4 separate regions of the Mus musculus genome follow, and all the other regions are linked to region 3. A link is a loop called in an ENCODE intact Hi-C map of the cell type or tissue named here. Cell type or tissue: gastrocnemius. All regions are shown on one strand. Each heading gives the region's core, and the rest is flanking DNA. Links, peaks and the distances in the headings are about the cores only. Region 1 has its middle 17 kb from the start of E130008D07Rik. Region 2 overlaps Tnfrsf21 (tumor necrosis factor receptor superfamily, member 21). Region 3 has its middle 40 kb from the start of Adgrf1. Region 4 has its middle 16 kb from the start of Gm34627.

Region 1 (7,629 bases), core at 2,461-7,460, 91 kb after region 3:
TGACTGTGAGCATCCACTTCTGTGTTTGCTAGGCCCCGGCATAGACTCAAACATGTTGTTCAGTCTTTATTCATCCTGTTATTTTTTAATTGTTTTCAAAACTTATTTTCATTTTAAATTATGCATATATGTGTATGGTGGTATATGCCTGCTCTCAGAGGCCAGAGGTATTCGATTCCCGCCTGGAGCTAGAACTGCAGGCAGTTGTGAGCTGCCTGACATGGTACTGGGTACTAAGCTCCTGTAAGAGCAGTACATGTTCTTAACCACTGAACCATCTCTCCAGCCCTTCACTCACATGTAATGATGATTCACCCATTTTCTCTGCTATACAACACTGCATGGTATAAATGTCCCAGCAGTTTGCCCATTCCAAATGGCTGAAGGACCTTAAGCTTTTAAGTCTTCATGAAATATGCTGATTTGCACTCTATTGTACAAATCTACTAGTGCACATCTCTAGGAATGATTGCAATGTTATAAATGGAGGCTCAGGTAGACATTTGTCATCAAAATAATTATCCGGAAGCTACAGAGATAGCTCATCAGCTACGAGTGCTTGCTGCTCTTGCAGAAGACCTGGATTTGGTTTCTAGCACCCACACAGGGCTCACAAATCTGTAACTCTAGTTCCAGAAGATGCCACACTCTCTTCAGGCTCCCGTGGCCGTGGCACTCATGTGGGACAATTACATCACACAGGCATAATATAAAAAGAAATAAAAATCGCTTTTTAAAAAAATGTACAAGGTCAAAAAGCAAAGCCCGTCAGGACCAAGTGTTCGAATGATAAGACTGAGGTGATACTGGAGGGGGCTGAAGCACAAGCATCATTTAAAAGTTTGTCACTATGGTGAGCACAGACTTACCCTCTAACCATCTCAATAAAGGTAAAATGAGTAAATGAATGAACCCAGCCAGCTAGCCAGGCTACTCTGCATCTCTTCTCATTTTTGTCTCCCAGTGTAACTTTTCTGCATCTGTGCTTTGTAAGGACCAGCCCACTTTCCTCTCTCTGTCCCACCGCCTGCCATGAAATCAACTTCAATTCTCAAGTGACTGATACAGCTTTCTCTTGCCCTGGCATCTGTTATAAGAACAAAATCAGCTAATGGAGTTAAAGTGCTCCTAACAGCATCTAGTGCAAAGTAAGAGCTGTATTTATTTTTATTGTTTCTCCTTGGGAGCTCTTTGAGGAAAGTGTGACTCTCTGGCACAGAAATCAAGTGTTCTTGGTTCCTTTGCTAAATATATCTCTATAACCTGTATCTTCCATTTTGATTTTAAACCCAAATATATATTTTCTTAATATGATTTTTACAGATGAGAGAGAGAGAGAGAACAAGAATGCAGGTACCCTCAGAAGTTGGAAGAAGGCATCAGCATCAATGGTAGCAATCATGGGTAATTGTTGCGAGCTGCCTGATGTGGGTGCTGGGAACTGAACTTGGGTCCTCTGGAAGAACAGCAAGTGGCCATCACTCCAGCCCCTAAGCTGTAGCTCTTCACCTTATGCCACTTCTAACAGTGAAAGGTCAAGGTAGTGAGCTCTAGTCAAGTCCCTCGTCCTTCATAGGAGTCCCAAGTCCTTTTCTGTCACTGTGGGAGTAGGGTATCAGTGTTGCTGTTGTGCAAGGCTGGGACAGCACAGAAGAGTTCTGTTCACCCGGGGGTGGGGGGTAGGGGTGGAGTCCTTTATGTTTCCTTTAGTGAGCATCACACTTCCCCTTAGAGTTCTGGCTTCATTGACTGACCAAGTCTGTTGCCTCTTAAATATTTCTACAGCCTTCCCTCACACTGTCTCCTTGAAAGTTACCAACTCTTGTGATGATAACACACTCCCATAAGCATGTGCTAGAAGTACTCCCTACGCAATAGCGTTGGGCGGCAGAACCTGATGAAAAAAAAAAAAGATTCAGCTGAAAGAATGGGGTGAGGGGATTACGACCACCATTGCAGGAGTGGATTCCTAGTGAAGAGTGAGTGTGGACCCTTTTAGTTTTCTCTCTCCATTTGTGGTTCTGCCACATGAGGTCTACGATATTAGACACAGCCAGAAGGCCCCTCCAGATGTCAGTATCTCAGTTTTGGATTTGGCCTCCAGAATCACAAGCATTTGTTCATTAGAAGCTGCCTGGTGCTTGCTATTCTTTTAGCGCCACAAAATACACAAAGACGACAAAGGCGGCGGCGGCGGCGGCAGGGGCAGCAGCAGCAGCAGCAATCGATGCTCAGAGCAGCCCCTCTGGCTGATCTTATTCTTCTGCTCCTTGAAGTATCCAGAAATCTCTCTCCCACCTTCTGTGGCTACCCATTAACCAAAGACGGATTCTCAGCCATGGATTTTAGTATTGATTTCTTATCTATCACTTTCAGAATATTGCTAGAATCTTCCTTCACTGGTCAGCATCACACACACATTAAGCCTTACCGCTTAGAGAATGGAAGATCATGCTGCAGACTCGGAACTTTACAAGCTCACACTCCTTCTGATGCAGCAAGGGCTTTAGCATAGCTGGCAATAAAGATGGAGTGGTCACCACCCTCAACACATGCACCATTAGTGACAGGCTTTCTGTCTTCATCTCCACCAGGCAGAATTCAATGTAATTAGGTGACTTCTAAGGCCTGGGACAAGTTGGCAACTTGGGAAGTCTGGCTGTACTGTCCAGAGTTTTCATTTAAAGCACTTGGAGAATATTCAGGAGCATCTAATAATATCATCCAAAAAAAAAAAGCCTGGCTTGCTCATTCAGAGACTGCACAAATAAGTCTGGGTTAAGTAGGGGACAGAGCAGATAATGAATAAAACGAGTGGGAACAGAACCTGATACCAGAGGTTGGAGAAGGGTCATGTGCTTGTCCCCGCAGACTTTAGAACCATCAAGTTTCAGAACTGGGGCTATGTGACCTTCGGATGTGTCTAATTTAGCCAGCTCACTTTACAGAGAGGAAGACGCGTATGACTGAGGCGAGAGCCCTCGCCTAAGAGCCTACAGTTGCCAGTAAGGTAGAAAGTCCTTTTCTTTTTTTTTTTTTAATATTTTTTTATTACGTATTTTCTTCAATTACATTTCCAATGCTATCCCAAAAGTCCCCCATACCCTCACCCCCACTCCCCTACTCACCCATTCCCACTTTTTGGCCCTGGCGTTCCCCTGTCCTGGGGCATATCAAGTTTGCAAGTCCAATGGGCCTCTCTTTCCAGTGATGTATCCAGGGATCCATCCCATAATCGGCTTCCGAACGCTGACACCATTGCATACACTAGCAAGATTGTGCTGATAGGACCCAGATATAGCTGTCTCTAGTGAGACTATGCCGGGGCCTAGCAAACACAGAAGTGGATGCTCACAGTCAGCTATTGGATGGATCACAGGGCCCCCAATGGAGGAGCTAGAGAAAATACCCAAGGAGCTAAATGGATCTGCAACCCTATAGGTGGAACAACATTATGAACTAACCAGAAAGTCCTTTTCTATGCAGACATGTTTTCTTCCAAGATTATTCATTGTAAGTGAGGGAGAGGAGAGAGAGTAACGTAAGTGAAATTCTGAAAGGAAGTAAGGAAAGCTTTTGGTTTAAATCAAGAGATTTACCATAGCACAGGAACATGGCAGCGACATTAAGGAGTAGGGATGGAGCTGAAAAATGAACATAAAAATAAAATTCATCAATGGCGAATGATATTTCCATGACCCAGAATCCCTCCTTCCAGTCTAGTTTTTTTTTTTTTGCTTGCTTTCCTATTTGTTCGTTAATTTATGTTTCTCCATGGTTGGTGTGGAATTCATTGTGCAGTCTTCTCCCTCTGCACCCAAGGGTTGAGCCTGCAGGTGTTCATGGTGTACAATAGCTTTTGCCCCTTAGTGGAGGGTTTCACCAATACAAGGAATAATAAACTGTCTTTCTTTCTACTTTTCTCTACTCTCATTATGATTGTGTGTGTGTGTGTGTGTGTGTGTGTGTGTGTGTGCGCGCGCGCGCGTGTGCATTCTTGCATGCTTGTGTGCATGTCCATGAGGCTAGCACCGGGGATCTTCTTTTATCCCTCTCTGCCATTTGGTTTTCTCACAGTATCTGAAGCTCTATGCTGATTGACCAGGAAGCCTCAGGATCCTTCGGTCTCTACCTCCCAGTGCCAAGATTACAGGTCTTGCCACATCCAGGTTTTTTACCTTCTTGCTGAAGATAATACTCTAATCTTCATGCTTGTACAACACACACGTGACCCCCGAGCCATCTCCCTAGCCCTTCATATTTCTCTCTTTAAAATTTAAAAAAATTTTAAAAAACCATGAATAGTTTTCCCTTTGACTTAGTTTTAATGGTCCCCACTGGACTGCAGATGGAAAAGAAAGGAAGCAATGAACACTATGCTGTAAGCCAATCATGGGTGTCTATATTTGTCAGCCAGTGACTCGTCTGAGGGTCTATCCACTAAGTTAAGATGATCGCAGGCAGGTTGTCACGGTGGCGAAGGCTCTTCCTGTCAGAGTGGGGCGGGGGGGGGGGGGAAGGGGGAAGACAATCCTCTAGCATTATCACTCTCTCTCTCCTGCCTCAAGAAGCTGACATATGAGACTCTGTCGCTCAAAGCCGTGGTTCCCACCTGGAGTGGAAGAGGAAGCAGCGAAACAAGCAGGCAAGTTCAGAGACTCTGAGCTGCTTACGCCCTGGAAGTGCTGCGTGGACTTGGAGAGCAACTTCCTGCAGACTTCCTGTTAGAGAAGAGGACTGGACGTTCAGCTGTGGCTAGAGCAGACCTTCCTTCAGCTTTGTTATCTGAAGCCCAAAGCCTTCCTACCCAATGCCATTGGTTCAAATCATGTTTGCTTGTTTGTTTGTTTGAGACAAACTATTAAGCACTGGTTTACCTGAGACTTTCTAAATATCTAAGTACACACGAAGCTATCCTCAAACGCAGGAAGTTTTTTGACTAATACAAGGAATAGCAGATATTTTATCTTTCTCCTTTTCTCATTTCTCATTATGAGAGGGAGAGTGTGCGAGAGCTCTCACTGACACATGAGGGGGTGTGCATTCATGTGGGTCTCGTTGGCCCTGGGTGTCTCCTGTCCTGCCTCTGCTTCTCAAGTACTGGGATTAAAGGTGTGCACCACCATGTGTAATCCAAAATCATATCTGAGTGAAGTATATCTGGCTAATATAATACACGACCTTCCCTCTTCCCTAAATAGTGATCTGGTTCCTTGAAATATTCTTAGGTTCTTGATAGGATGGAAAATCCTTCCTGTGGAATATCACCTAATTTCTGAAGACCATTCAGACATAAATCTGTGCACTCACATGTGCGTGCGCGCGTGCACGCACACACACACACACACACACACACAGAGCCAGTTATTCCAGGGCATTTGAAACATTATCCTGGTCTCCCTGAATATTAGGCATATCATCTTATTTAGTCCTTTCTTGACTAATATCATTTTCAATTTTTTCTACTAAGGATGACAGAGATGAGCCATTTGAGTGTGACCTTTTCCTTTGCCTGTCCTTACAGAGCCAACAATTCCCACCTGAGTTGGCTGTGTGCCTGGGTGACACTAATGTCAATGACTTGCCATGCCTTTTGTTGAGGATGCCTGTAACTACAGGTTTAGAAACTTTCGCAAGCCCTCAGACAGTGCTTACTTACGGGCATGATTTTTTGCCACCAATTTTAAGTATACCACCAAGTATATTATCCTTATTAACAAAGACTAGATGATTTTTAAATTTTTATTTTTTTATTATTCTCTCTCTCTCTCTCTCTCTCTCTCTCTCTCTGTGTGTGTGTGTGTGTGTGTGTGTGTATGTGTGATGTCATTGATGTCATGTGCCCCAGTGAATTAATCACAAGAGCCTGAGTGAGGGGTTATTTACAATGACATGGGCAACTTATCAGTAGCTACACCACTGAAGAAAACATTACTTTTCTGGGGCAACCATTAATCCTGCCTACCGATACTCATAGAGGAGTGGAGCCTCATGAGCACCCATCCTGAAATCCTCCCTGGAGGAAGGTCAGAGCTGCGCATACATAGCTCTGCGTTTGGTGCTTGGTCTGATCAAGCCCAGCCCAACAGTCATAAACAGTGTCAGAACCTTTTCCCAGGTCTACTCCAGTGGCCTCCTCTACCACAAGGCACTTGACTCACATCTGCTGCCTCGGGGACCTCTTCTCTCTTCTGGGGAGAGGAAGGGCCTGGCCACCGGTATTCACATTGCTTAACCTCTTAGTCAGATCTAGGGACAAAGGTTTGTGTTGCGAAAGGGCAAGTGAAACTTAGCCTAAGGCTGGGTATGGGCTGGCCTTACTTCACAGGGAAACGTCTTCAGTTTATATAATTAACACTTTCCATCTTCCCTTCACAGAATCGTCTGAAGAAAACAAACAAACAAACAAACAAACAAGAAAAGCAGAGTTCCTGAACTCTGAGGCTGATACTAGGACTTATGGCTATTCGGTGGAGCAACTCTCTAGCCTTGATATGGCAACAGCTGTGTCACTTCCCACCCTAGTCACCATTTCTCTAAGGGACCTAACCCTGCATGCTCATCACCACTGATATATTACTCCTCGCTCAAACTTACTAAAAGTTCCAACTCTGTAGTACCAGAGCATTAACGTAAGTGTGGCTAGATCCCATTGAGCGCATGGTGTTGGTGCCATGGCAACACGTGGGCGCATGCGCACGGGTCTGCCCCTGAGTCCACTGCCCTCATCGGTTACATCCCCAAACTGCCAACATTTGTGTTGTCTTTGAAAATCATGAGTCGCTCCTTCCTCCTTCTTGATCTGTCTGAAAGTTGTCCCCACCCATAACTTCCCTGTTTAGCCCCAGCCTGTAGAGAAGGCAGCAAGAAGATGCTTGTATGGGGCAATCCATTTGACCCAGAGAAAAAGAGAACCAAGAGGATGCAGGCAGGATGGGTGATGATTGACTGGGTTTCTTCCTTTAAGATTCATGTTATTTTATTTTACTTTATTTATGTGTATATCTGTGTACGTTTATGCACATGTCTGGGTGCCCACAGAGGCAAGAAAGGGCACTTGATCCCTTGGAACCGGAGGTACAGGTGTTTGTAAGTCACGTGATGGTGATACAGCTGCTGGGAGCTGACCTCCAGTTCTCTGAAAGAGCAGGAAGCATTCTTCACTTCTGAGCCATCTCTCCAACTCCAGGAGTTCTTATAACTAATGGTCTCACAGTGCTACAGAGGCTGAGGAGTGTGATGACCTGTGGGTCACAACAGCAAACCCAGAACAGCTGATAAATTCTAGTCCAAATCCTAATCCAAGAAGCATGGAGGTCTAACACAGGTAAGGTCCAGTCTATGTCTTACTCCACAGGCAAGAGCATTCACGCTCACGCTCAAAAATAGGCAGAGGGAAGACATTTTCCTACCTCTGCGATTTTGCACAACACAGGCCTCCAATGGGTTGGATGAGGTCCACCAGGGCTGGGGAGAGCAATGTATACTTCACTCTGCCAGGTCACGGTAGCACACATCAAAAGACACCCTTGCAGACACAGCCATTACAAATGCTTTTCTAAATACCTGAGCACCCTGGAGCCTGATCAAGTCAGCACATACAACCAACCACAACAACGCTCCTCTCGC
Region 2 (7,629 bases), core at 1,134-6,133, 150 kb after region 3:
ATGACAAGCGGGTGGGGGTTGTGATAGTATCTCAAGCTTGTTTCCCTCACCTTCCCAGCGCAAATAATGAATATGAAATTACATTTCAGACCATCTGCAGGTCCGTGGAGGAATTTCAGCTTGAGCCTTATCTTTCTTGCCAGGTCAGTATTTTGTAATACCTGACTCTATCGAATCTACTTGTCCTTATGTTAGAGAGCAAAAATTCAGATGATAAAGTAATAAAGAAGTGAAATCTGGGGCTGGAGAGATGGCTCAGCGGGTGAAGAGCCCTTGCTGCTCGTGCAGAGGACCTGAGTGCAACTCCAGCACCCACACAGTGGCATCCAACCCTCTGCTACTCCAGTTTCTGGCGATTCCATACTTTATCCTGACCTCCACAGGAACCAGGCATGCTTCTTGCAATACACATACTCAAGTGCAGACAAAACATGCATTTTCAATTTTTTTTTTAATTTTAAAAAGGAATTTAAGTCTATGTGCTCGCAGGATTTCAGATAAGTCAGATCATAAAATTTTTATCTGAATCTATTTCATTCCCAAGTTCACAGACTGAAGAATGCCCGATACAATGATCCCTTAACAATATCACAATATAATAAAAAAGATGATGTATTTGAAAGAGGGGAAGAAAGGGTATATGGGAAAGTTTGGAGGAAGGAAAAGAAGGGGGTAAATATAATGGTGAAATATCTTAATCTCAAAAAAAAAAAAAACCAAAAAACAAAAGAAATAACAACAACAAAAAAACCCACACTGCCTTCATTAAAAGGAAAGTAGGGTTCCTTTAAATCTTAAATGAGAGGAGACAATAATTTTAAAAAATATTTATATTACTTATTTGCGGTGTGTGTGTGTGTGTGTGTGTGTGTGTGTGTGTGTGTGTGTTCAGAGGAATATCAGATCCCTTGAAGCTGAAGTTACAGGCAGTTGTAAGCTGCCGGATGTTGGTAACAGGACTCAGATTCAGGTTGTCTGCTAAAGCAATAAGCTCCCTGCACCACGGCACCATCTCTCCAGCCCTGACACTAACTTTGAAATTATCCTTCTGAAGTGTGAATTCTTGTTGTACCCAACTCAGAACAAGGAGTCCTACCTAAAATAAATCAAATTTACCGAACAATTTTGTTTTTCGAAACAGGGTTTCTCTGTTTAGCCCTGGCTGGCTGTCCTGAAACTCGCTCTGTAGACCAGGCTGACCTCGAACTCAGAGATCCTTTGCCTTTGCCTGCTGAGTGCTGGGGTTAGAGGAGAGCATGAGCCACCTTCACAGCTATCACCCCCACTTCTACCCCTACCCCACCCCCAGGATTTGTTTTTCCAAATAATAAGTACATAGATGGAAATGTCACGATGTTGATTCCCAAACCTTTCAGGAAATACTGGTCAGTTATTCCATATTTGGAGTCACAGACATGCGTTATTGTATTGGAAATAGCCACATATACAGAGATAAGGCAAGTATGTTGAAATAAAATGAATTCTTAACAAGCTGTTTCTTTTCTTCTTTCCTCTCCACCAACCTGGCCCAGACCTCAGGTGACATGCAAAGAGGTGTGTTTATTGCATAAGGAAGGAACTGTGCTCACAACACTTCCAGTCTAAATCACCAATTAGCAGGCAGACAGCACAGGTCCTCTACTGTCTAACTCTCCCTAGGGTCACTGAAGGTCATGGGATGGAAGTAGGAGGAGGAACAGAAGCCAAGACGGACCTCCCTGGGAACTCCCTGGCCAAGCCGCAGAAGAAACATAGATGAGTGAACAGAGAATCTGGGAGCCAAGGCAAAGCCCAGCGTGAACTTCTCCATCACAGAGAGAAACTCAATGCTAACCTGGCTAGCCCATGCCTGAAGCCACTGGGAAATTATCTGAAGAGTGACTTCCTCCCACCCTGATTAGTTGAGGCCCAGACAACCAGATAGGATTTTACTACAACTGAAGTCTTTCTGAAGACTCTGCGTAAGTTAACCACAGATTAATTAGCCATGATAGATCGCATCTTAAAACCCCTAATTCCAAATCAAGGTAGTTACTGTGATGTTGCCTCTCTGCGGCATCCATGAGTTCTGACCATTCATTCCTGAGAATTAGTTTCAAAAAAACGGGAGCCCAAAGATTAGCTATGTCCAAGTGTGAACCGTCAATCTTTGTCTCAAGCAAAAGAACTCTTCCTTTCCCCGGAGCTCAGATGGAAAAGCTGCGGGAAGCCACAAGACGTGCTTCAAAAGCAGCCAAAGCTGGTAAGAACCAGCTGGCTCCGGAGGGCGGGCGGGAGTGCCCCGCCCAGCTGCTGGGGCGGCTGTCTGCAAGCTGTCCAGGCTGCTGACAGCAGTAGTACTGCCTTTGCATCCGGGAGCTGACTCATGGGGTGAGCTTTCTCATAAATAAATAAATAAATAAATAAATAAATAAATAAATAAATAAATAAATAAATAAAAGGGAGTGAGGAAGAGAGTAAGCGGGCTTTCTTGGTTGCGAATGGGAACCCACTCACATCTTAGAAGATTGTAGCCAAGCTCAGTCAGGATCCTGGGAGATCATGCTGTTTAGAAACCGGGATTCCCCTTAGTGCAGCCTAGACAGTTTTAACCAGGAAAACACGTTGCATAAACTTTTAAAAATTTTTGCCCGAGGACCCGAAGAATGGAAAGCAATTTCACAATAAATAATGCCTTGATGTAAAAAGACTCAAGTTAGTCTTTGTTAGTAAGTTTTTGTTTTGCTTTGCTTTGTTTCTTGAGACAGCAGCACCTCTCTAACACAACCCTTGCTGTGCTAAACCACACACACACACACACACACACACACACACACACACACACACACATATACCGGGCTGGTCCTGAATTCACAGAGCTCTGCCTGCCTCTGCTTCCTGAGTGCTGGGATTAAAGGTACCATGTTTGGCTCAAGGAAAAATTTTTTTAAAGATTTCTCCTTATATTTTATTGTTTAAAACATATCACACCTAGTGTGTGTGTGCGTGTGTGTGTGTGTGTGGGGGGGGGGGTGGAGGTCAGAGGTCAGTTAGGTGAAGGTGGATCTCTTCTTCCTCCGTGTAGGGATAGAACACAGATTTGACATCAGGTGTCTTTACCCACTGAGGCACCTCAGAGGCCCTCAATTAGGTTTTTTGAGCCTGACAGATTTGATTAAATTAGTATTGCTGAATAAATTCAACGAATTGGTGCTGTTATAACCTCAACACACCTGGCTTCCACCCTAATGGTCCCCCTCTCAGACTTCAAGGTTTCAGCCCCTCAGGTTCTGATCCCACAGAGGTTATCCAGTGTGTGAGCAATTTCCCGTGCACTGTTCCTCACGTCTCTGTGTACACAGTACCACTAGGCAGGGACAAACAGTCTCCACCCACGCCGCTCATTCTCGATAAGTCCTCTGATAAGTGTGGAGACACTTACCTGCTCTGGCATCCCTGTGGCTTCTACTCTTGGGATAGCAAATACCATAGGCAGCGAGTATGCCTGCCAGAGTATACAGTTTGCATCTCTCTGGATATATGTAAGGGTGTAGAAGGGAAACATTTCTGAAAGCAGAAGAAGGCACGAAGCTGTGCCCTTTCCTGTCTGACAGTCTGAGGCTAAAGATCTGCCTATGTTACAAGTCCTCAATTTCCTGTCCAGTACCAACTGACTCTTTTTCTTACTTTCTACAAATTATTTTCTTTGAGGAAATTACTCCTGTGCTGTAGACAGTCTCCCCCAGCTGTGTTTATCTGCTTAGGTTAGAACATCATACACTGTACACATTTCAAAAGACTATGTATAGCCTCTCATGGGTGTGTGTGTGTGTGTGTGTGTGTGTGTGTGGCAGATCTCACTGAAGTTTATGTCAAGTGACCCAGGATTAGACTTTAGAAAGACTTGTGTGCATCTCCCATAGTCTTTGCCTTTTTCAAGAGTACCCTGCCAAAAGTGGAATTATAAATATACAAAATCACACACCTGCCCCATGTTTTGGCAATGATTTACGTTAATGATAGGCGAGTCCACCCTTCATGACTCCGACTGGAGCTAAGTGGCTGTTTCCCTGGTGACAAGTTTTAATAGGAAAATCAAAAGCAATGTTGGTCTGTCGTTCAAGGAAAATGTTGAAATTAAAACAGCTGCACAATACCTGCAGACAGGTCGTGATTTCCTCATGAGCTAGTAGTGACCGGTTTGTGACATGAGGTCATGACAGACCAGGGTACAGTCTAGAAACACAGGACGGAGAAACCCGGCCAAGCGGAAACTGTCAGATTATCCCCATGTGTGTTTGGGCTTCGAAACAATAGAATAACATGTGTTTTCCAGTTCTGGTAATTGATGGAGAAAACAAGTATCCCCCCCCAACCCCCACCCCCCCATCCATAACATGGATTCTGCTTTTCTTGCTTTTGGAGGAAGCTGGTAAGAGCATGCATTAAAAAGATGAAAAATGCCGTCAATAGTAGGCTTAGCCCATGTGGAATACTGAGTCAGTGTGTCTAGGGGAGTTAAGAAAAAGGAATTGTCCACTTCAATCTCTTCATAGCAGTTTCACAGAATATATTTTTAAAAATTTGTTCCACATACCTGAACCCCCTGGTTTGTCCTTTGCTACTTTCTAGGCCATGCCAGTTATAGGGCTCAACACATAAAGGAACATGGGATTCATGTTTACTAAATAAAGTGCCTGTGTAAAACTATCCTGCCCTTTGCAACAGTGATAACAATAAAATAGCCATAGCAGTTATAAAGTGTGTGTGTGCACGCTTGTCTGTGTGTGTGTGTGTGTGGTGTGTCTCACCAGTGTGTGAGGCATATAGTGTATCAAGTCGATTTCTGAGCCAGGTGGTAGTGCATGCCTCTCATCCTAGCAGTTGGGAGGCTGGTGAATCTCTGTGAGTTTGAGGCTAGCTTCATTTGCAGGGCTAATTCCAGGACAGCCAGGGCTACACAAAGAAACCCTGTCTTAAAAAAAAAAAAAAAAAAAAAAAAAAGCTCTAAATGAGGTCGATGGATTCTCCGCAGACACTGGTCTACTCGCCCTTGCATCACAGTTGTTAGTTCACTACACTAAAACAGTGGTTCTCAGCCTTCCTAATGCTGTGACCCTTTAATTATATTGAAAATTTAATCTTTATATTTAATATTTAATGTATTACATTATATCAGTATTATAATAATTAATAACATTTATATTGCATATAACATTTTTATATTATTGCTATTATAATAATAGATTAATATTTAATATACCATGTAATAAAGTAATAATATATTTCCTTATATTGTGGTGACCCACACCCATAAAATTATATTTGTTACTACTTCATAACTATAATTTTGCTACTGTTATGAATCATAATATAAATATCTGATTAGCAGATGGTCTTAGGCGACCCTTATGAAGGGGTCATTCAAAGCCCCCAAAGTGGGTGTGACTCTCAGGTTGAGAACCACTGGCCTAAAAGAAAACAGGAGCCACAAAGAGCCATGTCACTAAGATCCACATGAAGTGCAGGACTGAGTCCATACACCCTTTTAGTTCAGAAGAGCTTTACAAAGCTGTCTGAAAGAAACTGAGACGTGGGGACAAAACGGGGCTTGTCCGAATTCACACATGGAGTGGAGAAAACAAAATTCAACTCTGACCAGAGGAAAGCCCAAATTTCTCACTCCCATGATCTGTTATTGGAAGTCTAAAGCCCTGCATTTGATGTGGAGGGGACATTAGAACCTCACCCCTGTGTCTTTCTTACTACAGACCAGTCCAAAGTTTCTGTAAAGTGTAAACTTTACTACTGAGCCAAGTAGAACAGGATGTAAGAAAACACTCGATGTTTGCAAAGGTGCAGGGTTGAGAGGCCCTACTGCAAATGGGCAGGTGTGGCTGCCTACTGCAAACAGAGAAGAAAACCGAAGAGCCGTTCTGAGCCGTTCTGACCATGATCTTGTCCTTTAAAACACACAAGCATGCAACAGCTTTAGTGTCCTGGGCATGTCTAGATGAAGAAAACCCCCTGATGCTGTAAGCGCTCACACACATTTCTAACGGAACATCTGCTCATGTCTGTGATTAATTATCAATCAATCCTTCATCCTGGAGAGGGATGCTTTGAGAGGCAGGGACCACTTTTCTTCTTCTTCACCCAGTACCAGGCAAGCAGTTACTACATCACAAGGCCACTGCAAATAACTAAGAATCTTTACAAAGCATCTTTGGTTCTTGTTTTGTTTATTTGTTTGTTTGTTTGACAGATTCTGACTGTGTACCCTGGCTGAACTTTGTAGCCCAGGCTGGCCTCAAACTCTTGGCCATCCTCCTGTTTCAGCATCTTGTGCTAGTAGTACAAGAGTGCTACCATCTTCAGCTGAGACTTAGGGATACAGTAATCAGTGAATCAGCCTGAAATGCCAGCAAACATCTTCAGCCTATTCACACATATGTCTCCTTTGCGCCACATAACCAGCAACACGAAACACACCAGAGCCTGAAGATGTCATCAATCCCTCAGCAACTGTCCTCTTACTACCCTGAAAGTTCCCCAGGGCCCACAGTCATGCCGAGATCAAGTAACACGTCCTTAAATGACCCTCTATGCTGTAGTGAGTGACACAGCAAAGAGCAGGGGCCAGGTCCACGAGTACTTGCCTAAAGGTCTCAAATCCCTTAGGCCAGAGGGTCTGTTTTCTAGAAAATTAACAACAACAAGGACCTAAAAACAAACCTCACTTGAATCACCAAAAAGCCAACTGAAATGTACAGCTGGTATTTATCCCAACTCGCTTTCACAACAGTTCTGAAAACTGCTAGTCCCAGTCAGACCATAGATACGGACAGCTGCTGTATCATGAAGCTTGGCGGCGAAAAAATAAAAAAATAAATAAAGCCAGTAACTGTGCTACCTCAGCAGCCAGAGCATCCACGACCTCAGTATGGAACACAAAGGCCACTGTATGAGACTGAGGGGGAGGCGTGGAAGGAGGTTGGAGGAAAGGGGAAGAGAGACAACAGAAGTGTGGCCAACCACTGCCAGCCTGAGAGGAGTGGGTCTCCGCATTGGTTCTACAAAGGCTGAAAATCCCCTAAAGGCAAGGAAGCATTCAAGTAAAGAACAACGAAATCTGCTGTGTTCCAAGGCTGTTCCATGGCAGTGGAGCCTCACCTACCTTATCTCACTGGGCCAAGAGTGTGAGCGTAAGGCAGCCATGCTCAACTGCCCTGCACCCACACCACTCACGGCAAGCATCTGAAGTCAATGAAAAGTCTACTGCTTCTCTCTCTCTCTTTCTCCCCTCTTTCTCTCCCTCTTCATGTCTTCTCCGTTCCCCCTTCCTTTTTTTCTTCTTTCTACAGAATCTTGCTGTGTTAGCCCAGGCTACCCTCAAATTTGCAGCCCTCCTGCATTAATCCCCAAAGGATCACGGGGATGTTCGATTACACTTAACTTTCTGTTATACCTACTTCGTTTTATTTCATGGCTATGAACATTTACCTTCATGTATGTATGTATGTTTATGTATGTATGTATGTATGTATGCATGTACGCCTTGTGCACAAAGATGCCAAAAGAGGGCATCAGACACCTTGAAAACATGAGTTAGATAAAGTAAGCCTACATGGGGTGCTGTGAACTGAACCT
Region 3 (7,629 bases), core at 1,011-6,010:
CCCAAGCTTGAAGAAACCTCTTTCTCTCGGCCTCCCGGTCCAGGATTATGAATGTGAACCTTCAGGCCTACCAAAGCTTATCTTTCAGGTGGGTCAACCGGGCATAACCAAACAGGCCAGCACATGGAAACAGACACAATGCCAAGGAGTGGATGGTCTGTGAAAACATGTTTGTAAAATGGGAGAAGAGTGTACCAGGATGCTTCAGCAGAGGGTAGAGGAGGATAATGCTAACTGCAGAGTGTTCTTTCAAGAAAGCTCAAAGGTAACAGCAATACATTTTAACCTATTGCCCACTAAAGAAATAGAATTCTCTCTCTCTCTCTCTCTCTCTCTCTCTCTCTCTCTCTCTCTCTCTCTTTCTCTCTCTCTCTCTCTCTCTCTCTCTCTCTCTGTGTGTGTGTGTGTGTGTGTGTGTGTGTGTGTGTGTGTGTGTATGTGTGTGTATAGTTCCAAATAACGAGAAAAAAAGAAACAAAGAATGAAAGGGAGAGAAAGAAGGAGGGGAGGAGAGAAGTAGAAGAAAGAGAAGGAGAAGGCAAAAGAGGAGAAGGACGACGACGAGGAGGGGAAGAAGAAACCTCTTTCTACAAGATAATCTTGGAGGCCCTGGGTCATGCCTTCAGCTGTTTGCTAAGGCTCTATATGCCAGTCTGCCAGTCTACCAGTCATTTTCTCTGCCGTTGTTCAGTGCTGCTCCCTCTGTGTTTCTGTTTATGCTTTTGTTTCTGCGGGGGAAATAGCTTGACTTTGTTAGCCAGTGAGTGATAAATGTAAACACTCCATAGGGAGTGGTAGCTGATGATCGAGTCCGTGGGTCACCTCTGTTCCACAGCATTCGGGGTTCAGCACAGGGATGGGGCTTGGGATACAAACAGTTTTGTTTTGGACGGACCTGTCCACCAAGCGGTAGGGACTTCCTGTTCAGGAAGCAAGCGTGCAACAATCAGGCCAGTGGAATCCCTCTGCCCAGACTGACAGAGAGCGAGCGCCACTGTGCAACCACATCCTGCCCCAGAAAACACCTGCCTGTAGCAACACTCTGACCAAGCTCTGGTCTGACTCTCAGATGAAAGCCAGCTGACTGAGGACTCAGCATTCCTCCTGAGAAGCAGACATGTTTTTATAATTGCAATTTGCTGGGCTTGTTGCTAAGGGGTTTCTATCAGAGCAAAGCTTGCTGAAGGCTATAAAATGTTTGACCTAGAGGGTGTAGGTCACTGCCTGCTGGGGTAAATGTCACGATGGGGAATTAGATGATAAAAAAAATTTTGTTTTAAATATTTTTTGGCCTGAGAGTCAAAAGCCCATCTCGATATGATTGAATGTTCTGCTGTTCCATATATTTTCTTCCTAAAACCTCTTTCTTCATATTGGCTAGTGTGTGTACGTGTGTGTGAGCGTGAGTGCACATGGATGTATATGGAGATTAAAGAATATCAGGAATCCGTTCTTTTTTTAAGCCTTGTTTTAGGGGCATCTCTTGTTTTTTTTTTCAGGGTTCTGGGGATCGAATTCAAGTAATCAAACCCATATGGCAAACATTCTCAATCACTGGACCATCTCAGTGCCCCTGACCCCAAACCTCTTATGGAATGTTTATAGAATCCCTTAATAACCAGGGGGCAAGATGGTCCCCGGCGAACCTCATTCCCTTCCTGGTGTCCATAGCTCATGTGGTCTCCTCATGCTGAATCAGGACTGACATGTGTGACCAAAGACACAGTACACGTGATAGAGTCTCGCTCCTGAGATCGGGTCAGAGAAGTACTGCATAGAGCTGCTGACTGGGCCGTTTAGATGGTTCACCCTCAGGAACTACCAGGCCACAGGGACCCTTGGCAGATCCATAAAGAGTCTCACTGTGACATCGCTCCGATCACTAAGCATGTAATGAAACAGTCCTGGAAGTCATTTCTCTGTTAAGCCTTTTGGTGACCATGACATGATAGCAATCTTACAGGAGTAAGCTCCCACCTAGAGAGGTCTCCCCTGAATTCTGGCCCTTGGTCTTGGTGGAGAGACAATGGTGATGTAATACACTAGATAAATTTGGTAGCCATTTGAGATCCAGTGAGAAAGAAGTAAACACAAATCCTCTTCTGAGGCTTCGGGATCTTGTAGAGGAGAAGTTTGAATTCTTGAGACAGAGTTCATACAGTGAATGTTAGATCATATTGCTCGAGGCAATGGCAAACATTTTTTTTTTTTTGGAGAATTCTTTCCTGTAATTAGCATTGGCTTTTTGACGTCCACTTTTGCCTTTATGAAATTCCAGAGCACTCACATGTAAAAGTCTTACACCATTGCCTTTAAGTCTGGCCTCATCAATGCCCTGGACGTGATGTTATTCTCCTTACAGTCTATAGCTGATGTGGTGGGTTTAAATACGAGCCACTAGTTGAAGGCTGGTAAAGATTGTTCTGGTATCTCCATAGCACTACTAACTTGCAGTACCCAGGACCTTAGAGAGTTCATGCTCCAGAGGGAGCCAGCAAACATACACACCCACACAGTCAGCTGGAAGGTGAACCAATGAAAGAGTATGGATGGAGAGAATTCAGGTGGTCCGTCCACTGCTGTCTGCCTCAGTTTCCGGGTCAGCACCTCAGCTGCAGAAGAGGGCAGAGATCTAGTCATATATATGTGTATATATGTGTGTGTGTGTATACATATATGCATACATACATACATATATATGTCATATAGTCACATACATATATGACACACACATATAGTCGTAGAAATACATCACAGTGACTGGAATGCAGAAAGCAGAGACACAATCCGCTCTCCAAATGGGTGTTTGAGATGCTGAGGTGTAGCAAAGTCCTCTTAGACTGAGTTGTGGGCCTGAGCTTTGGAATTCCATTTTAGAGGGATGAAAAGGAGGCGAGGAGGCTGGCATCCTCTCTCTGATGCTCAGCATCGCCGCGGGCAGACTTCTCAGGCTTCCTCTGTCACAGCTGTGCAAGCCCTCCATCTCCTCCCTGCTGCCTCTTCCCCCAACGTGGCCCTTTCTGTAACAGTTTGAGTCACACATTAGTAACTTACCAGTAAGTTCAAGCAAGGCCTTGAAAGCAGAGGACAGAATTCCTCTTCTTAAGGAAATCAACGAGGTAAGTTTGACTCCTGTATGGATTGAGTGCTTTTACAAATGCTAGGCCGCTTTCTCCAGGAGTCATATAGCCATTCTGTCATATGTCTGACATATTGTCGTCTCCTCCTCCTCCTCCTCCTCCTCCTCCTCCTCCTTCTCCTCCTCCTCCTCCTCCTCCTCCTCCTCCTCCTGCAGGACAGGGTTCTACTTTGTAGCCCTGCCTGGCCTGGAACTTGATATAGAAATCTGGCTTGCCTCAAACTGAAAGAGATCCTTCTGCCTCTGCCTCCCAAGTGCTGGGATTAAAAGTGTGCACCACCACCACTGCCCACCCTGTCTTCTCGACAAGCCTTCAATCTTTCATTTTGAGGCAGCATCTCCGTCTGAAGCCTAGACTGTGTCAAAAGTTCCTATGCAGTCCAGGCTGGCCTCAAACTCCCAGTGACCCACCTGCCTCAGCCTCCCAAGTATTAGATGTTTCAGGTTCATACAGTCACATTCAGCTTAGTCTTGAGTCCTGTTATACCTCGTACCTTCCTACAGGAAACACAGAAAGTGAGCCTGGCTCTCTAGATACCCTGGAAACCTCTTCCATGGGATGTGGTACTGCCGAGGCCACATTAGCTTAAGACAATTAAGCAGCCTCAAATACCACTAGCCCCAAGGTCATGTGGCACTACACACTCAGTGTAGCATTACAAAGTATTTCTCTCCAAAGCCCCTCAGCTTTCATCACTAGGTAAGAGCAGCCAAGGGCAAAAACCCTTCCTCCTTTTTTCTTCCTAGATTGGTTTTTCTCACTTCAACCCCCAGAGGGCGCTAGTCTTCAAAAAACCCACCAGACTAGCAAGGCAGGGAAGTGCAGAATGCCAGCTGTTCACCCTGCAGGGAGGGAAAACCCTTGGCAGTTCTCCGTGAATAATTTACACTGGTGAAATCTAACCACAGGCTTTAATAGCACTTGTAAGTGGGTATCTTCTCCCCTAATGGTAAAGAAGCCCCAAGCCATGCTTTATCTTTCTTGCCATTTCTTCTCTTCTCTCAGCCACTGTCTCCGGGCACTGGGAGACTTTCTCCAGAAGCTAAACCCATGCTTCTCACTTCGCGTCCGTCCGGTTAGTATCAGAAAAATGGGAGACGCCAGGCATTGCAGGAGCCAGACATTTGCAGGCTGTAAGACTTCAGGACTGCAAGAGAGCAAAGGACACCAGTCTTGGGGTTCCAGAGATCTTGCCTCCTATCCGGACTTTGGGTACATAGTAGAACCATAACTCAGCCTTACTTATGCCTGAAACGATCGTCAATCTTGTCGATTCTAGCCATAGAACAAATTCATCTGGACATGCAGCATGCTAGCACAACGGGAATGCATTTCAAAGTGAGTTGTGTCCCAAGGTCCCTCTTACCACCTTCTCAGGACATACACATTGACACCAACTCTTGAATGGTCTCCTACAGAAGCCTCACCACTTATGCGAGTTAAATTACTTCCTTTCCCTACCCAAAATAAACCCCAAACCCTCCCCCCCCCAAAAAAAAATCACTTGTTTTTTTTTTCATTTGCCTGGCATCCTGCCAAACATTAAGGATGAAGTAAGGTTATTTGAGATCCAAAAGCAAGATAATCGAAAAGGCAGGTGGAGGAATGAAGAAGAGTCAAGAGAGACCTCAGAGGCAGACAAGGTTGGAAATTGCTTAGCAGGAACGCCTTTTATAGTGTAGGGAGTTATGCCTCCCCTGTGCCCACTTGAATACCTGATGTCTTCAGACCAGGCTTAGAAAGTTACAGGTTTTTCTGAATTGAGAAAGCCCAAACACAGACCTTGAGAAAGTGCCCTTCCTTTGTAGCTGAAGATGCTTTCAACAGTCACTGAGCTAGGACCACGGAACAGGGACAACTGTAAATCTCCAGATTGCTGCATGCTGTCCTCAAGGGTCTTTCTGTCTAGCAAGGGACACAAACAACAAACAAGTGGTTACAACACAGTGAAATAAACATCATCTGTGTTTGAGACAGGTGTCACATGCTTAGGACCTGATTAAAGGAGATGGGGTTCTGGGCTTTGTTGCAACAGCCTGCATCCTTCATCACTTGACATCTCTAGATGCCAAGCTGACTTGTCTGGAACAAACTGTCTTCCAGTTCCTCTTCCCCATCATATCACATGACTTCTGCCTCTCCAATGATCCTAAGGAAGACTCATGAATTATGCTTTAAGATGCCATGAGATGAACCCTAACCAGATCCCAGGCTCATAAGGTATGAAGAACGATATATTTAAGTCTTCATTCATCATGTGTGTATCTTTTCCAAACATGTTTCTAATTTTTATTGATTTTTTTTAATGTGGTTTGAGAATGTCTGGTCTTCTCATTATAAAATTGTGCCTGCTTTAAAAACATGGCAATCGTCAACCACCCCAGCCACATCGGGATCTGTCCTGGGCTTACCGTTAAAAGAACCAAGTCCTGGAGAAACCCTCATTCAGAGTGAACTGCTACAATGGCTCTGAGCTGCATTCTTCATTACACAGGGCATAGGGGGGAAAAAAAAGAAGGGCAAATCGTGCGGAAAACAGTTGCTCCACAAGGCCCAAGGTGCTTCCTGGATCTGAAGAGGAAACCTGTAATAATTAATAAACACAAACACCCTTGTGAATGATGACAAAGTTATGTACAAGAAAACAAGTACCACACACACTGAAGTTACCCAGAGTGACTCGGATGTGTGTTTTTCTGGGAAAACGCAGAGGCTGATAGCATGGGCTCTGGTGTAAGATATGCGGTCTCCAGTCAATCACTTATCGCTTATATTGCTGCGTGACTGGTCAGTTGCATAATCTGTAAATTAATTTCCTTTGCTGTAAAACTGTAATGCACCTACTTTGAAGTGTTCTCTCCTTTAATGCTCTGGGGAGATGGATGGCTCAGTGGGTAAAGCCCTCGCTGGGTAAGCTGAGGACCTGAGTTCAGATCCCAGCACCCCATGTGAAAGCCAGACACAGTGACAAGTACCTGTAATTTCAGTGATGGCAAGGTGGAGACAAGAGGGTTCCCAGTACTTACTTAGCCGCTACTCTAGCTGAAGCAAAGAGCTCCGAGTTCATTGAACAACCCCCTGTCTGGAAAAATAAAGAGGAGGCATGGAAAGAAGACTCAGAGGGTAAAGGGTGCTTGCCACAAAAGCCTAACTTCCTGAGCGCAACCCTCAGAACCACATTAATGTGAGCAGAGAAACTCAATCCCACAGAGTTGTGATCTAACGTCCACACACATGCTATAGTATTGTATCATAAAGACATCACACATATATACACATCATATACCCTCATGCTAATGATGAGGATGATGAACACAGCTTTTTAAAATGAGGTAGAGATTGTGGAAAAATAAGACATCAAACATCAAAACTCTCTCTCTCTCTCTCTCTCTCTCTCTCTCTCTCACACACACACACACACACACACACACACACACACACACACACACACGTTAGAGACAGAGACAAAAAAAATCCATCACTGTACACGTACTATAGAGAATACTCGTTGATATCATTGGCTATGAAAAGAAGAACAGGAGAAGGAGGAGGAGGAGGAAGAGAAGAGGAGGAGGAGGAGGAAGAGGGGGGGAGGAGGAAAAGGAAGAGGCAAACAACTTGGCATTGCTTGCCTGGGTTGTCGCTGGCAATAAAGACAGTGAGGAGACATGAAGCAACAAACAAAGTTGCGTGCAATTTGAAGAATGCATGGTCTAGAAGCTCTTCCTGTGAGTGCTCCTCCAGCACTGTCCATCCTCTTCGCTACCCCCTGAAGGCTGGTCTACGTGGCCATGGACAATAGCTGTTTGGCCTTCCATATTCTAGGTGGATTTGGCTCAAACTAACTGGCTACATTTCTCCACTAATGAGTATTTCTGGGGGGTCCTTTCTTGTCTTCTGATTCTGGGGAGCACCCTCTGACCTCCTGAGTTTAAAATACCGACAGTTGCTATGCATTGTGTGACCCACCTTGGGGTTCTCTGCCGTTCTTTGGAGACCCTAGCACACATTTGCAAGTTATCCCTCTGGAAGTCTCTTGCAGTTACTCAGCTGAAACTGCCTTTTGGATAGTGTGGAACTTTGACAGACACAGAGAAAATGGGCTTCAGGGTCAGTGGTCCTAGGACAAACATTTGGAAAACGGCTCTAGACAGGCCGCATCAGAAACACTGAGAGAGCTGCTGAGAAATACAGACCTCTGATTCCAGGGGTGGCCGGCTGAGTCTCAGAACACATGGAAATCTGTAGCTAATAGTTCCCCCTGCTGACACACACCAGTGCAATTCGGAAAGCGCTCCCCTGTTAGTTACCATGGGGGTCTCTGCCTTGGCAGAGTTTTTGGTTCTTCCATTTTTGTTGGGCCTTGGTTTCACTTTGAAATAAAACAATTCAATTCACCCAAGCAGTATATATGTTCCAAGAAAGACACCCTACCTGGGTTGTTTGCTTCGGGTCTAAATGTCCCTGGCACGTTGTTGGCACTTAGTAA
Region 4 (7,629 bases), core at 717-5,716, 97 kb after region 3:
TCACAGAGAAATGGGGAGCCCAGGGGACATCATAAGTCCTTTTTGTTCTTAGAAGGAGAGCTGGGCTGAGCCCACCCACCCTCCCATGTGGTCCTTGGCTAGAATTACTTGGAGATAAAGAAAGAAGGATTTGGGGGTGGCATCTCCCTTTGTAGTCTTAGTACCTCTCTCTGGACCTCGGTATCCCTATTTGCAAAACAAGGGGCCAATATCTGCTCTGTGAGGGTGATTTGAGGGCCTTGATAAATGTACAAAGACATGCACAGAATAGGCACTCGGAAGTTGCTGCCTCATCACCCAGCCCCTAATTTTACAACCCAATCCCTGCTGAGTCAATCAGGAGAGCAGGTGACCAGGCCCTAGCGAGCACCTAGGGAAATGTGGAAAAAGCCAGGTGTGTCTTCCATTTTTCAAACAAGAGCCTGGAGGCTCTGGGTGCCTCTTGCCTTCCTTTCTCCCAATCACTCCCCTAATTGACTTGTCCTGCTGCCACCAGCCCAGAGCAATCTGCAGCTAGCTCACTGCCACCAGCTCAGACTCTCCCCACTGCTGCTCTCAGGAGAGCATATTAGCACTCGGTGCTCAGATGCATTGTGCAAGCCCATTCTGGCACAGACTGGGTGACAAAGCAGCTTTGATGTATTTGGGGATCAGAGCACCTGGGTACATGTGGCAGAGAGCTATTATTCCAAAAGAATTCTCCTTTTCTGTTCCTCTTAATGTTCTCTGTTTGCAGAACTCCATTCACAATTGAGGAGTAACTATGTTCTCGAACCAATCTTCCTCCCTAGGCTCCTTATAGTTAACCATTAAGCCCTCAGTGCTCAGAAGCAAGTCTGGTCTATTTCAGGTACCCAGTTAACTGTACATAATGCATAACGCCCCCCCCCCCTTTTTTTAACCAAGCCTAAGACTGTGTCTAACCAAGCTTCCTCCTGCCCCGGTCTCTAATTCAGTTTGTTCTGCTGCACAGGGTAGTTTGATAAATGCATCTTTCCTGTATTTCAACTCTAGGCTAACTGGGGGCTTCTATGCAGGTATTTCTGCAACTAACATTGACATTTATTTAAAAATAAATAAAGGGCCAGATAATAATCTTTTTAGGCTTTCTAAACGAAGGGGCAAAACCAAAGACATCATGTGCTTCAACAGGACTCCCGTTTGTTTCTAGACAGAGAACACTTCTCATGCTGGGTCACATTTCCAAACAGACTATCAGCCAGGTTTCTGTAACTCATGCTGGGTGAGCGTGGCTGCAAGCCCATATAAACCCAGACTCTGCTTATAATTCCTGACTTTCCCTGACCATCAGAGCTACTGTAGAAGTAGGAAAGGTTTTATCTCCTTGCATGTGGAAAGAGAATTAAGAAATGCCTGATGTGTAGAACAACAATATGAACTAACCAGTACCCCCAGAGCTCGTGTCTCTAGCTGCATTTGTAGCAGAAGATGGCCTAGTCGGCCATCATTGGGAAGAGAGGCCCCTTGGTCTTGCAAACTTTATATGCCCCAATATAGGGGAACGCCAGGGCCAAGAAGTGGGAGTGGGTAGATAGGGGAGTGGGAGGGGGGAGGGTATGGGGGACTTTGGGGATAGCATTTGAAATGTAAATGAAGAAAATACCTAATAAGTAAATAAAATAAAAAAGAAAGAGTCCCATGAAAACTTTTGGTGCCTAAATATTTAGAAAGAGACAAATGCACGCATTATTTATTCCATTGAAAGGAGAAGGTGAACTCTGTATTAATATTGCTGTCTGATTTGCATTCCTAGTTGTGCTTTCTCAGTGAGTCCACTGAGCTTGTATAAAAGAAGCTTATATATAAGTATAAGTGGACATTAAGGTAAATTGAAGCAGCCTATTGAATAAACCAAGAAAAATAGTACTCATAAAAAAAAAAAAAGCCTGATGTGAACTATCACTGAGAAATATCCATTGAGATTTGAGGCAGTTTCTGGAAGGGTCTTTGCTCTGACGCCTACATCCGTCACATGTTATCTCCTGCTTTCCTGCTTGCTAGCTGAGGTGCCTTGTTTGTTGCCATGTGAAAGAAACTCACCAAGCTTCCCTGTCACTTGGTGGTTGAGGGATGTGCCTAGAGGAGCCCCCAGCTTAAGCACTTATGTCTGTAGAGATAATCTCTCAGGTACTGTGTCGAAGCATCACCTGTCATTAAAGATCTGGTGGCCTATCTTATTGGCATTTTAGAAAATAAAGGGCCAGGAAATAAACACTTGAGGTTTTCTAGGTCAAGGGGTAAAACCAAATATGCCGCATGGTGTTTTTTGCCAAAGGCAGGAAGTAGAAACTGGGAGTTCCAGTAGACAGACTGAAACTCTGGGAGGTTCACCACCTGCACTCTGAGGAAATTAGATATATGATACTGAGAAGTAACCAGCCATGTGGCAGACATAGAATAGTTTAAACAGGTTAAGTAAGTTAGGAGTTAGATGAGGAATAGGCCTAGCAAACGGCCATAAACATTGTTAAATGAATAGTAAGCTACTGGGAACTAGAGCAGGAGAAGGAGAGCCTGCAACTCCGCGAGTCTCTCAATCCACACCTCCTCCTGTGTTGGTTTTACCTGTTATTCTCCTGATAGTATAATGGGGCAGCTTTTAAAGATTTAAGTGTGTGTGTGTGTGTGTGTGTGTGTGTGTGTGTGTGTTTATTTGTTGACTCTTAGGGCTAGAGAGATGGCTCAGTGACTAAGAGCTTGTGTTGCTCCTGCAGAGGATCAGGATTGGGCTCCCAGCACCCACGTGGTGGATCACAGGTGTCTGTAACGCCAGTTTTAGAGTTCTGGCGACATTGTCTGTCCTCTGTGGGTATTTCATGCATGCGATATACACTCAGACACATGCGATATACACTCATGCGATATACACTCAGACACATATACACAGACATAACATTTAAAAACCAAAATAAATCTTTAAAATGTTCTACTCAGTATTTTTCAATACGTTAAAGGTGAAATTTTTTTAGGGTGTCTAGTTCACTATATCATCTCTGGCATGCGTGTATATTTGGTTGTTGTAGGGACAGGGTGTCAAGTAGCCCAGGTTGACCTTAACTGACTTGTGTAACTGAGACTGGTGTGAACCATCTGCTCGGCCTTCTGAGTGTGGAGCTTACAGGCATGTGCCCAGCTCCTGTTCTGAAAGCTCTAATCTTCCCAGAATATGAATTCAGAGGTGACCTTGCCTTGTTTCCCAGTGGTACACATCCTCTGGTATTTATTTGCTTGCATAATCCTCTTCTGCATCAAATCAAGGATGCTCAGGGTGGCCGATAAAATACAGCAGAAGTGATGGTTTGACAGAGACTACGGCACAAAAGAACCTTTTATCTGTTTGCTCTTCTACAAAAGTCATTTCAGTGGCGACCAACCACCATGCCATAGAGACACTCACTCACACAGAGATGCGCCATTTGAAGAACAGATGCCCACCACAAGAAGAATGCCCATGCCAGTTAAACAGTATCATGCTGAAATGTTCATGAACTCCAAAAGACCACCAAGGAGCCGGATCCGATGCTATCACACCAGGGACTTTATTCACAAGCTCGAGCGTGGGTCTTGATTCACTGCTGACCCACAGGACGGTTCCATGGAAAAATTCCTTGATCACTCACTGGGACAAGGTTTTATAGGAAATCACAAGTGAAGGGTGAGTGTTTCAAGCCTAGCAAGCATCTAATTGGGGTGCTACTGTGACCTTTGGTGTAATTGGCTGGTGCTGGGAGCCAAACGTTGGCTTTCCTCCTAATTGGTGGTTGTTAGGCAGGGGCGGCCTTGTAACCTGGAGGTGTTGGGATTTGCTGGGGATTAACCTGGAAATTGGTGCTAGACAGTGGATTTGTTAGAGGAGAATAAACTGGAGATCCAGATCTTGTTAGGGGTAGCCTGGAAACTGGAGCTAAGCTCAGGTTTTGTTTTGGGTAATCTGGAAACTGGAGCTAGGTACCGACCTGTTAATTTACTTAAGTCAAGTTTGTCTAAGATGGAGTCTGAACCCAAAGAATTTGATCTTTCAACAGCAAGTGACATAACCTTGGCCAAGATGTGCTCACTGCCTTTTGAGAGCCTGGGGCCAGACCCACACAGCTAAGGAGCCCCTGAATTCTTGATCTTCAGATGCCAAATGCTGTCAGAAATGGTTGCTATTTAAAATGGCTAAAGGGTCAGCAGGATAGATCAATGGGTAGAGCACTTTCCTCACATTCCTAACAACTTAAGTATGAGCTCTGGAGCCCACATAAGGTAGAATATGAGAAATGACTCCACAAATCTGTCCTTTGATCTTCCACATGCACTTTGGGAGCCTGCACATGATCAAAAATAATAAATAAATAAATAAATAAATAAATAAAGCTACTAAGTTGGGAAGGTACCTAGCAAAACATAAATTGGAGCTCTTTCTGCTCTAATGTAATTCCAAACATTTTAGAAACACTTTTGACAATAGAAAGATTTCATTAAATCTTGTGTCTACAATATACATGAATCCTGACAATGACACACTACTCACATTGTCTCATAGGACTTCAGAATTGCAAAGCTTGGATACACACTCATGGAGTATGGGATGGTGCTTCCAGCAGCTGCTGGGGGTTGCTGGGGGTTTGCAGAATCCCAAAGACCTGTGGTTAATGGGGAACAGGTGACCATGGGGTCCCTGAGGGGGCTCTCACTCCACGTCTTTGCCCACATTGTCCCTTGCTGAGTTTCTAAGTGTTGAGGTTTGGTCTGATGCTATGCATTGTAATGCTAAATTCTATAGCCAAAGGTCTTGGCCTACAAAAGACTTCTCCTGTTTACAAGCTTGTGTTCTGCAAACCTTGTCCCTTGATTTAAAGCTACTGGTTAAATAAAATTCTCTACAGCCAATTACTGGAGGGATTAGAGGTTTGGGGTGACCTCATGGGTCAGAGGAGAACCAAGGAGAACTAGAAGGTACAGAAGACAAAGGAGAAGGTGCCATGGTTTGGGAATCATAAAAACATGGCCCTGAGGGCTGGCCAATTGGAGTTAAGAGCAGCCCAGATGAAACATAGTTAAGTAGTAAGTAATAATTCAGAGTTATCAATAGGAAAGTAGATTCTAATAACGTAGAGGGTAAGTATCCACCCAGCTCTTGTGCTGTTGAAGGTTTATTGTAATTATAAAGGCTGTGTGTGTCTTCTATCTGGGAACTAAAGAGTCAAAGGCAGGGTAGAAGCCCCAGGTCAGGATTAAAAATTTTCTACATCTAAGCCCTGCCCACTCCTTGCACAGCTCAGATCTCACCTATGCAGCTCTCTGACTCTACTGAAGAAGGAAATTGGTCCCTCCTCCCTGTGAGTCTTCCTCATTCCTGCAGTGACTCAGGCAGCTCAGGGCATGCTGCACCATCCCCCACAACAGATGAGAAACATCTAGACAGCCATGGAGCCCAGGCCCTGATACCTCTCTTTGTATATCATGTATGATGACTGACTAGGAAATGGGATGCCTCCTAAGAGAGGACCATATTTAGGATATAGTTTTAATAAGGGACACACCCACAGGAAATAGTTAAGCTAACCACCATGGAAGGTTATAGTGTGTTCCCTTGACAAAGATACTAGAAGGAGGAGCTGTCTCCCCTAGTCTGTGCCACCCAGAAGCAACTCTTGTTATAAACACAGATATGCAAGAAGAGCCCTGACCCCTATACAGCAGCAAGGCCTTGCCACCCACAACCTGACCTGGGATACACACCCATGTATGTGTTCTGCAGTTAGAAACCCAGATATGAGGCTGGCCCTTCATTCAGTTATATGGCAAAGGCTGTTTGCTACCTTCTCTGGGTACTGACTGAATCTAGTAGTGACCTCGGCTTAGGCACATGTCCAACCAGGATTGGTGTGGGTAGCACATTTCTCTTTCTCCTAGTCAGATCATACGTTTTGTGAACGGGTTTAATGTTCAGTTTCCTGGTTAAGCCAGTTTCATTGCTTATATTTAATAAGATTTTTAATTAAACAGAAACCCTAGAGAGTACTTCCATTTATACAAACAAAAGAGAAAGACAAATAAACACTAGCATTGAGTGACTAATGATGTGGTCCTTTGCTCAATGTTTAATCTGTGACTTACTGACTTCTGGCTTCCTTCTACAGACTTCCTACCCAGCCTTAGCAACCTGTGGCCAAGAGAATGTCTTTATGTGTCCTTTATGTAGACTGCCAGGCTACAGCTGCAACCATCTATGTGTCTATAAACCTGAAAACTCTTTGGCCTATAACTGAGTTCCTTGCTTCCTCCTTTCCTCTTTCCTCCCTCCTTCATCCCTCCTTTCACCTTTCTCTCTCCTCCCTCCCTCCCTTCCTCCCTCCTTCCTTCCTTCAAAGTGCTGAGCATCACACTAAGTACACATGCCTGTGAGGCTATCAAAGAGTCATATAGCAGCCCTGTGCCTAAATTACCAAACCTCTAATTTGAAGAGAGAGAGAGAGAGATTGAGACAGAGACGGAGTCAGAGAGACGGAGATTCTTTAAAACTGTGTCAAATTCTTCATCACTTCACAGAAGAGAATAACTATCTTACAAAAACTAGAGTTAGCATCACGAACATCTGTCCAAAGGCATGTCGGAAATTCAGCCTCATTCACATTCCTCTACAAGATGGTCCAGAGTTCGAAATAGCTACAACCTCATGAATTGATGAGAGGTCTAGTAACCACAGACCAGAGCCTTGTGTGTCCTTTGCAGCCCTGAATGTGTGGTGTTCAAGTAGTGAAGCTATTCCTCAAATAGCCTTGCCTTCCTCCCCTACCCCCCAGCCCTGGAAAGGCTGACGGAACTGATTAGAATGTCAATGATGTAGAGGGGTTAGAATGTTGCAAGTCTAGAGCCAAATTATCTTGGGGCATCTTTAGGATCCTAAACAGCCATTTATTGCCCTTCCATGTGCCATTAGGTAAATTCCGTAGAATGTGCGAACTCTTAGTTTCCGGCCAACCAATGGGCTGTGAAACACTGTCAGCATCTGAGCCTCAAGTAAAGTTGTTCCTGCTTTGCTGTGATCCACCTACCCGATGCCTCCACCAATGTGTTTGAAAAGTACCCGGATTTGTAATAAACTTCTTCTGCTTCCATAAAAACTTTACCAAATCTTAGCACATTGGACACAGAATGCTGGGTAACTTAAATCTGTATTACTAGGCCATTGGGACTCATATTTGGCTTCAGAATAAACTATTACCTGCTTTGATGTGAGAGCTGTGTTTTTGCACCAACACCTCTGTCTTCTTTGGCTGCAGTTGTATTAAGCAGACACCGTGCTTCTTACAGCCCTGGCAGAGGACCCAGGAACTGTTCATGAAATACAGATGCTGAGCACTGTGGACCCAGGAGCCAATGTGCTTGAGCCTTCCTAGCCTTCAGAAGTTGCTTGCCTCAAAGGAACCCATCTCTGAATTTGAGGTCAGCCTGGTCTACAGAATGAGTTCTAGGAAAGCCAGGACACACACACGGACACACACACACACACACACACACACACACACACACACACACACACACACAAAACAAAAACAAAAACAAAAACAAAAACAAAACCTCGGTCTCACCGCCCACCACCCAACCCCGAAATAAAAG

Evidence for each region. A loop is a pair of places that touch in the nucleus more often than their neighbours do. Peaks named below come from ENCODE experiments on the same cell type or tissue, not always from the same donor. Only the 100,000 strongest peaks of a DNase experiment are listed, where the experiment ranks them.
Region 1: it touches region 3 in a loop (2.6-fold over the local background); 5 of 42 quality-filtered maps call a loop at or near these places.
Region 2: a loop joins it to region 3, with 3 times the contacts of the local background. A loop is called at or near these places in 8 of 42 quality-filtered maps.
Region 4: a loop joins it to region 3, with 2.1 times the contacts of the local background. A loop is called at or near these places in 5 of 42 quality-filtered maps.

The regions. Positions count from the first base shown.
Region 1 is chr17:43,137,162-43,144,790 of GRCm38, reverse strand. No RefSeq gene overlaps it. Among named protein-coding and RNA genes, the nearest start is that of E130008D07Rik, 17 kb to the left of the region's middle. In gastrocnemius, for the core only: no CTCF peak of the experiment used is centred there; a DNase peak (open chromatin) is centred at 5,556; H3K27ac peaks cover 1,757 bases.
Region 2 is chr17:43,071,888-43,079,516 of GRCm38, reverse strand. All of the region lies in intron 4 of Tnfrsf21 (tumor necrosis factor receptor superfamily, member 21), which reads right to left. Among named protein-coding and RNA genes, the nearest start is that of Gm34627, 41 kb to the left of the region's middle. In gastrocnemius, for the core only: no CTCF peak of the experiment used is centred there; DNase peaks (open chromatin) are centred at 1,750, 2,261, 3,348 and 4,229; H3K4me3 peaks cover 1,102 bases; H3K27ac peaks cover 4,151 bases.
Region 3 is chr17:43,226,353-43,233,981 of GRCm38, reverse strand. No RefSeq gene overlaps it. Among named protein-coding and RNA genes, the nearest start is that of Adgrf1, 40 kb to the left of the region's middle. In gastrocnemius, for the core only: a CTCF peak has its summit at 3,894 (motif pointing right); a DNase peak (open chromatin) is centred at 3,973; H3K4me3 peaks cover 664 bases; H3K27ac peaks cover 803 bases.
Region 4 is chr17:43,128,790-43,136,418 of GRCm38, reverse strand. No RefSeq gene overlaps it. Among named protein-coding and RNA genes, the nearest start is that of Gm34627, 16 kb to the right of the region's middle. In gastrocnemius, for the core only: no CTCF peak of the experiment used is centred there; DNase peaks (open chromatin) are centred at 1,241 and 3,126; H3K27ac peaks cover 2,092 bases.